Regions from separate parts of the Mus musculus genome. Here region 1 is linked to region 2. The links are chromatin loops, found by intact Hi-C in ENCODE. Cell type or tissue: heart. All regions are shown on one strand.

What was found. Hi-C counts contacts between places; a loop is a spot of excess contacts. Peaks named below come from ENCODE experiments on the same cell type or tissue, not always from the same donor. Only the 100,000 strongest peaks of a DNase experiment are listed, where the experiment ranks them.
Region 1: a loop joins it to region 2, with 2.6 times the contacts of the local background. A loop is called at or near these places in 1 of 42 quality-filtered maps.

The regions. Positions count from the first base shown.
Region 1 is chr2:51,044,402-51,049,401 of GRCm38, forward strand. No RefSeq gene overlaps it. Among named protein-coding and RNA genes, the nearest start is that of Gm32360, 41 kb to the right of the region's middle. In heart, no CTCF peak of the experiment used is centred here; no DNase peak of the experiment used is centred here.
Region 2 is chr2:51,146,700-51,151,699 of GRCm38, forward strand. It overlaps Rnd3 (Rho family GTPase 3), which reads right to left and starts at 2,412. Exons shown (of 5, transcript NM_028810.2): 1 at 2,026-2,412; 2 at 1,525-1,612. The coding sequence starts at 2,175. In heart, CTCF peaks have their summits at 1,053, 1,266 and 2,561; DNase peaks (open chromatin) are centred at 372, 1,132, 1,892 and 2,472; H3K4me3 peaks cover 2,682 bases; H3K27ac peaks cover 2,484 bases; H3K27me3 peaks cover 603 bases.

The DNA of each region.
Region 1 (5,000 bases), 100 kb before region 2:
GAGAAATATAAAAGAGGCTGGGATTCTAAAGTCAGTAAGAGAACACGTGTCAAGCGTGTGCAGGACCTAGGCCCAAGCCCCAGGAAAGAAAACAATGAGAAGAGACCTGAGAGACTCATGGTCTTTTGTCACATGCAAGGACAGGGTGAAAAGATCCTGTTCATAATGCCAGCAGCAGGCTCTTGTCACCCACTGAATTAGCCTTGTTCTTAAACTTCCAGCCCAGAGAATTGTGAGTAAGTTTCTGTTATTCACGAGTCTCATAAGTTTGTGACAAATCTCTTAGAACAGCTCAAATGGACAAGGCAATAATTGGTTTAAAAAAAAACATACAAACTAATTTTAAAATATAAAACCAACCTGTAAAGAAAGACTTGAATAAAATACTAACAAAACCATACAAATCAAAGTTGTCTGTTTAGCCAGAAAACAAAGTCATTTCTCCCGTTCTCCTTTGCACAGCCTCCTGACACCCCTCGAGAATGTCCACTAGAAATCTATGTCAAGAGGTAGCGACTGGCCCCAGATGGCAGGAACTGTGTTGACCCAGAGCTGTTGGAGTGTAGAATCCTGTTAGGGTGGGCTGTTAAAGGAAGAAGTGACTCGAAAGCGTCCCACAGATTATGACATCATGGCTGTCCTTGTCTCCCTTTTGGTTTCATCAACTAGCATGCACTTAGGAGTCAGGAAGTCTCACGTTGAAAATGCTTTTAATTCCTGATCTCGTAACCTGTGAGTGACAAGGACCATACCCAAAAGCGCTTCTTTTGATGGAAAGAAAAGGTAGTGTCTGAGCACAGAGTGGATTCAGGAAAATTGCGGACACCCTTTACTGTGAACCGTCAGTGTGGGATTGAGCAACTGAGAACTATGCCACCCAGATGCAGGATTCAGCACAATTTCACATGGGGATGAAATAGAGATTTGGGGGATGAACAGGGCTTCCAGGTGCTTCTGGGGTCCAGTAGATTACAGTGAGTGTCACGGTTTGGGAAACTGAAATTTCAAGTTTTCACCTGCATTCCTGATCCTGGGGATACCCAGATCAAATGCAGCACCTAACCTTTTATTTTGCCATCACCAGAGTACCTCAAATTTAATTCAGTCTCACTTCAGTATTGCATTGTTTCTAGTTCTGTGTGCAATGTCAAGTATGGCACTGTTGTTCACCCTGTTCATAAAGCTAAGTCCTTTGCAAGAGGCCTAGATAATCACAGCCTAGAATGAACAACTGTCTTTGAGAGACTCTTGTACCCATGTTCAAATCGTACTTTGCAATTGTAATCCACCAGGGTGTGTGTGTGTGTGTGTGTGTGTGTGTGTGTGTGTGTGTGTGTGTGTGTGTACACATATGCATACACAGACATAAAGCAACAGGGCCAGGGACATTCTGCCCAGTGAATACAGCTGAACAAGTGCACAGATGCTACGTCCTGCTGAGTCTTCCCCAGTCTCAATGGCCCTGAGCCATTTTGTCTGCTTTGACTTGTTTTTACATCTGCTTCTTAGACCTGGCTTTAGTTATCCAAATCAATTTTGACAAAAAAAAAAAAAAAAAAAAAACCCTTTGGTAAATTTCTCCTTTCCTTACAACAGAATAATCAGGTCCCTCTTTTCCACTAATCTTCAACTATACTCTACTGAATTTTATTGGATTTTTAAAATTTTCTCCTCTCCAGCTTTAATTACATACCTTAGTTCAAACACCAATTATTCGGACAAGGACAATTGCTTGTTCCTACACCAGTCTTTGTCCACCTACAATTCCATAATAACCAGCATTTATATTCATATTTCATCCTTGTCTTAGCATTCATCCCCAGAGCTTAGCGACTCCCCTTTGCCTGTAGAATAATGTTTGAACTTCTATCATTCAAAGCTCTTAACATACTTTACTGTCCACTCCTTAGCTCTTGAGAACAGAAGACAGCTCGAAATTAATTTAGTCCCTGAATCTATCCCAAAGCCTGGTGTGGAGAAAGGCGGGTCAGTGTTTGAAGCGAACTAATGAATGAATGACTTGTGTGTTTCTCAGGAACTCTGTGTATTAAACACAACTAAGTCTTTCCCAGGATGCCTATAGAGACAGTAGTGTCTTTCTCTGTGTGCAGAAATTACACATAATGTGTACTTTGAGTGTATCTCTGGGCCACAGGCTTTGCCTCCTTGGCTGGCATGCACGTAACAGTATTATTTATAGGCACTTAGAGTCTGCCTTCCCTGCCCTATAAAGCATGAGCTCTCACGGAAGGTCCCCGTGTTCCTCATCTTTGCTCATGCACTTGTTATGCACGAGGCTGGAGCTTGCCTCCTAGACAGGAAATGTGTGTTATAAGAGTGGGTGAGAGTTCTGCTCAGCAAACACTTCTCTTCCCACCACTCAGGTATGAACAACTTCAGTAGGTCAGCATCGAGTATGATCTTTGTGGTCGTTTCTCTCTGCCAGATTAAAGATGACTGACACTTAACCCCACCCCTGAAAATGGTGACTCTGGGGACCTAGTGCTTGAGCACCAGAGACCTCTTTGACTTTTCATTCACTTCAGTCAAATCACTGGCCACAGAGCCCCCTAAGAAATGCAAATCACATCGAGGAAATCAAAAAAAGAGTCTCCAAACTACATCTGCTAATGAAGAGGGTCGGAGAGCTTGAAAATCTCAGTGATTTTCTCAAGTGGAGGCTTCTTAGAAATCCCTTGCCATTTCCATGAGGTCGGTGAAGGAGAGTGAAGTCTGGGAAGTCTGTCGTCTTGTTAATTCGGATTATGGCCATTTGCAGAGTGTTGCCTTAAAACTCACAGTGTGTAGACTTAGTTTTATGAGCTAAATCAATAACAATAAACTGACACCCTTTGGACAAGAGAGAAAGAGAGAGAGAGAGAGACAATAGGCAATGATTATTTTTCTGTCTTGTTTCCACATAACAACTTTGAAATGTTGAATGTGTCACTTTTCCTTCTTTCTTTCTTTCTTTCTTTCTTTCTTTCTTTCTTTCTTTCTTTCTTTCTTTCCCACCCCCTTTTACATAAATAAAACAATAGCTTTTTTTTTTAACACTTTCTTATTCATTGAGACGAGGCAGCATGAATCTTTCCAGCAAGAGGACTGAGCTCCAGTGGTTGTCACCATTTCCTCAAGTCCTTTCTTTCAGAGCCCTTCCTTGGGTCCTTCTGTTTTCACAAGGTGTCTCAGGCAGAGAAGCTGCACCATGGAGGCGAGAGAGGCGTGAATGCACACACAGCAGCCTTGGCGTGCCAAGTGGTGATACCTGCTCATCCATCATTCCATTTAGATGAATGAAAGATTACAACCCTATGAGGAAAGGCAGCCCAGCCACACAATGCTTTGTGCACAAAAGTAAATTGCTAGTTTCCTGTGATCTTTCTGACAAGTAAATTACTGTAGAAAATGGCATAGACGAGAACACAATGGCAAATATGCAGGGACTTGGTCCTTCAAAGGAGTCATTAGACCCGAGACACAAGCATTTCCAAAGAACCCAAGAGCCTCACCCTCTCTCAGTGGAATGAGAGGTTTGCCCCTCATATTTCCATGGTATACCTTGAAGAAAAATAACGTGTGATTGGTTCAGGTGAAAGATAAGATTCTTCAATAACCAAATGTTCTTTTTTTTCATGATCAAGAAGAAACTAAAGGGTATGTCAGTGGTAAAGACTCTTGTTTAGGGACTACCATCTCTATGATACATGGCCTGTCATGGCAGACCACAGGACAGAGTGTGTTCTGCATAAGAAAACAGCCTTTAGAAAAGGCCTCTATAGCTTAACTGTTTCCACTACCTGCATTATAGTTATTTGATAATAAAATGTAAAGTTTCCTTTGCTTCATAATGAAATGAGGGGGAAAATGCATCTCACTGGAATTCCTTTTCCTTTCTTTGCCTATTCAAAGCTGAAACTCTGAGACAGCCATCCTCTGAGAGCTCAAAGAGCCCTTGAGGCAGGAAAAAAAAAAACCCAAAAGATTTATCAGCTAAGTCTAAAAGAATAAGCAAAAACATGGAAGATAATAGCAGTAACAGATAAGTCACACATACTATAAATCTTTTGGCTTTCCATTCCCCTGAGAAGTAACTGAGGGTTGGCAGGCGTCATAACGTTGTTGTTAAAGAGGGATTTTAGGAATGTGTGGTGACATGAAATGACCTTCTCGGTACCTAAGACAGTATGCACTCTCTAATGCTGTCCCCAGAAGCCTGGCGCTATCCCTGGTGTATCTCACTAATAAAACAGAGGTGTTTGGGTATGGTTTGGTGGGCTTTCTTTTGTTTTGTTTTGTTTCATAAAAACTTACTTAAAGGCTTACTAAAAAAAAAAAAACAAACAAACAAAAAAACAAACAAACAAAAAACTTGTTGTAAGCCTGTAACGTCTCCAGTCAGAAGTTGATCCTAAGGCAGCTCAGTCAATCTGATGTGATCTCACAGGAATTTACACAGAGGCCAGACTTTACAGACAGCAGGTGGATCAGGATGGGTCAGGATGAGGTCTGATGTCCTCAGGGACCAGTAGGAGAGCACACGCCTGTATAGCACATGTCAAGAATGTTAGTATGACTTTATATTTAAAAACAATAAAACAGCCCTTGTCTTGTAGCATAAACGCTACACAAAGCTGAATTTAGCCAATGTGGCTGGTGAGTATAGATTAAAATCGCTAAGAAACACTGGAATAAAAGGCAAAGCTTTTTTCCAAAGCTGACAGCTTCAGTGTTGCCAAGTAACGGTGGTAATTCCTTCTTGTTCACACAACACTAATTCGGATTGCTGGCTGGTTGCTGCATTGGGTCCCCTTCCATAGCTGTGGAGGACAGACCCAAGAGGATAAAACCACAGACAGGTTTTTATTATTATTTTAAATACCAAAGATCTAACTCCTTTAAAATCTGAACAGCATGGTTTCATTTTAGTTCAACACACCTTTTGTCCCCTTACTGTGTAAATGAGCCTTAGTCCCCGCCCTTGAGGGCTTATAGCCTTG
Region 2 (5,000 bases):
GCCTAATAAAATACTAGGCTATGTAATAATTCTTATGATCGAAAGTAGTAATAAACCCCTAGAATTCCATCAACACTTTCTCTATAGTTTCAAGATTGCGTATGCAATCTGGACAACAAAAACCACAAAAACGCCCTTGGCGCAGCTCAAGGAAGAACTTGACTCTCCGGAGGGAAACTGGATCCATCCTTCTCACTGCAGCAGTCTGAGCATCTGGCACCGACCGTGAGAGGCGCCGGTGCAAGACTTCCCTCTAGTCTTTCTTCTAGCCTTTGTGCTGAGGGTTGCCTCTGGAGATCTTGGGACTCTGGCCCCTTCCTCCCACAGTCTAATTCCCCAAGTCCCTCAGAGGTTCCAGCCCAGGGTGTGGGAAGCTCGCTGAAGCTCCACGAGGCCACTCCCAGTTGAGCACGGCTCCACCTCGGGCCACCCCGCCTGACAGCAACCCTGCGTGTTGGCGCTTGTGCGCTCCTCCTCGCCAGTTTCGCCCTAATCTGTCTGGCAGCCCAGTTCCCCACCAGCACCGGCTTTTCCCCTCCCAGATTGGTAGTTTCTGCTCCTCTGGAGAAGGTATGGTTTCTACTAACAGTAGGCGTTTCTCCCGACGAGCCTCTGGCCAGTCTTGATACCGGGGGTGTGTGGGGGTTGGGGGGTGCTCAGTCCTCACTGTCCCTTCCCCGAACTCAGCCGGGGCTGCCAGCCTTCCTGCCCGCGAAAATCTGCCCTCCCCACCACCTTGTGCCACGTTGGTGGGTGGGCGCATGGGAAGGCAACAACCCGGCCTTGAACCCTAGACCTCTGGACGGAACCCTCCAAGGCGCCAATAATTCAAGTAGACAGGAAGGTCAAAGGCGATCGGTGCTGCCTGCGGCTCTGCAGGCAGGCGAAGCCGAAGCAAAAGGGTAGGGGAGTGGTATGTTCGGAGAGCTGGCACAGAGTGATCCCTGGGCGGCCGCAGAAGCCGCTCTGCACCGGTGGCACAGAGGCTGCGGGGGCGGAGGCCCCGCGGTGGCCGCTGCCGGCACCACCAGCGCATTCCTGACAGTAGGCGTCACGGGCGCTGGCTCCGGCCATTCACCCATCTCCCTCAGCCTGGAACACCCCACGCAACCCGGAGGCTTTGGGGATCTTCTCCCAGCTCAGCCTGCGCCCCTGCCCCCAAACCAGATGGCTGGTGACACCCATGAGGGGCTTCCTCCGCGAGCGGGAGGGCTTCCACGCTGCTCTGTATGCTCCAGCACTGGGCCACCCTGGCGGCCCGCTCCGGCACGGCTCCAAGGAAGGACAACACAAGGCCATGCGGCCACCAGAGGCTCCTCCAGCAGGGTCACTCCGGACACCTAGCGTCCTCCTGTCCCCAAGACCACAATCACTCCCATTGCTGCCCCTGCCCAGAAAGGATAACATTTTCCGGCGGCTCGGGACCGGGAAGTCCCTCAAGGAGCCACATTAGCAGACAGGGCACCAGATCCCGAGCCCCCGGGCGCACCGGTTCAGACCGCCACGCGGTGTGCCGAGTCTTACCTGAAGTGTCCCACAGGCTCAACTCTATTCTTTGTGTGTCGATTTCAAAACTGGCAGTGTAATTCTCAAACACCGTAGGGACGTAATTCTGGACGAACGAAAGGGACAGAAGAGGAAGGTGGCAAAGAGATTATTAAAAACACGACCCGTAGATCGAACACTTGAAAAACCACCAAGCCCCCAATTAAAAAACCACCACCACCAACAACCTCACACTCCTTACACAGTAAACACGCAGCCCCCTCCCGAGAGCCCACCCAGGTCTCCCCACCCGGCCTCCCACACTGAAACCAGCAAGTTTCTGGGGCCAAGAGCCCAGGGTGCTGGCGGGTCCCAGCCAAGACCCTTCCAGGACACTTTCGCTTCCCGGCCGTGTGGCGGCAGAGACGGCTGGGCATGAGAAAGATTTTCAAGAAAATCAGTGAAGCAGGAGAAAGGCGCAGTCCTCCAGACCGGGGACCCCACCAGCCGCTCCCCTCAAGACGTGCGGGTCACACTCACTTCTGGGAAGCAGTCCTTGGCGAAGACGTGGAGCAGCGCGGTTTTCCCACACTGGCTGTCGCCCACTACTACTATCTTGCATTTCACGTTCTGATTAGGATCCATGATAGATTTACTGGATAATTTCTGGCTGGCTCTTCTCTCCTTCATTGATGTTGCCTTATTTTCTCTTGGAACAGGAATTTTCTCTTTAGAAGAAAAAATATATATATATATATACTTCTCTCTATAAAAAGCAGATATAAAAATAAATCGCAAGGCCGGCGGGAACCCCTTTAAGCACAGCGGAGTGGAGGAGGAGAGGCAGCGGCTCTTTACTCCTCTCCTACAAGTTTTCTGCCTGACTCCGCGCCTCTCTTCCCAAGTCCAATTCCGATCGGTCTGCTTTGTTTCACGCTCTCCGCGCCGCTTTATACGCCCAGCCTTCCAATCCGCTCCGCTTTCTCAATGAGAGAAGGAAACCGATCCGCCTCCTCCCCTTTTATGGAGCCTGGGAGCCAGCACGGCCGCCCCGTTGGCGGAAAGTGTAAGCAGCGCGCCCTCTAGGGTGGCGTGCAGGATGGCTTGCAGACCCAGGTTCTGGCATAACCTGAAGGTGCCAGGCAGGATTTGCAGATGGGTAGGTTGTTCAGGGCCAGGGTGAGGGGAAGCAGATAATCTGTGCACATGGATTTGCATTGGGATTCCTTTCAAATTGCTTTCCAAGGGGCTCGCCTCCAGAAGCCTCGTCATCATTTGTGAAAATAAAAAAAAAAATTCCCAATCAAATTAATAATACAGAAGTAAATCTTGGAAGGGAAAGGCTAAGTTTTTGTGTTCCCAAACCCATAAAATCATTATCTATCTATCTATCTATCTATCTATCTATCTATCTATCTATCTATCTATCTATCTATCTACCTACCTATCATCTATCTTCTATCTATCTATCTATCTATCTATCTATCTATCTATCTATCTATCTATCTATCTATGTATCTATCTATGTATCTATCTATCTATCTACATATATAGTACATAATAACATAGATGATTTATTTCAAACACTAGAACTCGTTTTCCTTGACCTTTGTAGAGGACTGGCTTTTTAAACTGTCAGATTCAGCTATTCCAGAGAAGGTAGGAGGCTTTGGGGAGTGACATGATAATGTGAATAGGTGCAGGGGCGAGAAAAAAGAGAGATGACAAAAACTATCAGAAACTTGGCCGCAACTGCCACTCTCTCTGTGACAGCTCTAGAACCAGGGGTCTAAGCACTCTTTGCTCCCTTCAGCTGTACCCTCCCTCCTTCACCTAAGAATCAAGGAGTTGGACTTAAAAAGCACACATGCTCATTGTGGAAAATTTAGGGACTCCCCTCCTCCACACACGTACTCCAGTCATTCCAAGTCTCCCTTTCAACAAGTCTTAGAAGAGACAGACAAGACTGTGTTTGTTCTCTTGTCTTCTGAGAACAGTGTCTTCATTGCCAGTCACCCCGACAGCCAGGAAGCGTCAGTTATTAAATTTGTAGTGAAGGTGTCTGGGAAGAAAGTTCAGCCTGTGAAGGGCTTGGTCAAGTGCGACTTGAATTTCACCACCAGCACCCATATAAGGAGGCACTCCTGAGACAGACCCAGAGGATCCGTGGGGCTTGCTAGCCAGCCAATCCAGTCAAATTGAGGAACTCAGGATTCAGTGAGAGGCCATGACTCAAAGATAATGTAGATAGAAATTGAGGAAGATAAACAACCTCTGGCTTCCACACATATACTAAACACATACATATAAGTACTTACACATACACACACAACCCTTTAAGGAAAGTATAGTGACTGAATATGTAGTGAATTACTAGAATCATGAAATCACAGGACCTAGAATGCTATCTTACTTCTTTCAGACTCGAGAACCTTGAAGTCGTCCCCTAAAGACAGTCCTGAATCTATCTTTGGGGATAGGTGTGTTTTACACAGGCTGACCATGGAAAGGGCAGAGCTGGCCGAGGTCATATGTCTGCATTTGCCAAAATTTGCTTGGCAGAGCTTTATTCGTTTGCCCCAATATCATCTCTTAAAGTCTTAGGTTGCACTGTCATGTCACAGAGGGAAAAGTATCCTATGTGAACTTCATAGAGTTTACCCTAGCATTTCCCTAGTCTTCCTAGTGCGGGAAATGCTCCTCAAGCTGTTTGTGTGGTCGAGGGAGATTGGGCAGAGCAGTGGGGGCTTTCAGACAAAGATGCATTTAGGCCATGAGCTTCACAGCTTCTGGCTAAGTGACACTGGAGTAGTCATTTCATCTCTGTAAGCCTTAGCTTTATCTTCTTTAAAATAGGTTTCATGAAGACATTGGTAAGAAGATGACAATGGCGCCTGCCTGTACTTGGTATTTCCCTGTAGCTCCCACTTGCTTGCCCAGAACCAAGTCTCATGTCTGGGTGAATCCTGGATTCATTAGTCGACTTACTAATAAGAAGTGGGCACATTTTTGTTCTCTCTCTCTCTCTCTCTCTCTCTCTCTCTCTCTCTCTCTCTCTCTCTCTCTCTCTCTTTCTCTTTTTTAACCTATGACACTTCCCCTTCCAGAGAGATGACTTGGCCTGCCACATTCCTGAATTGATATAGTTTATATGGTCAAAGTCACCTTACCTACAATTAATTATTAGTTATTTTGAGTTGACTTGTTAATGAACTGGACATCAGATAATTTATCATCTAAGCTATATCTGAGCACCAAATAAGACACCGCCAATGATCTGGCAGGCCTCCAGGCTTAAAGGAGTTTACTCCTTGCTAATAGTAGTATAGTCACTTCCCCAGGGATTGCTCTGGAATTATAGTGGATAGATATTTTTAGAAACCAGGTGACCTGAATCTCCAGAAATTTGCCAGCTGCTAAGTGAAATGTAATAGACATGTGACTGAGTAGCAAATCAACTTCCTGAAGCCACCAGCACTTCTAGGAAATGAATTCTTTCTTTTGTCTTTTGAATG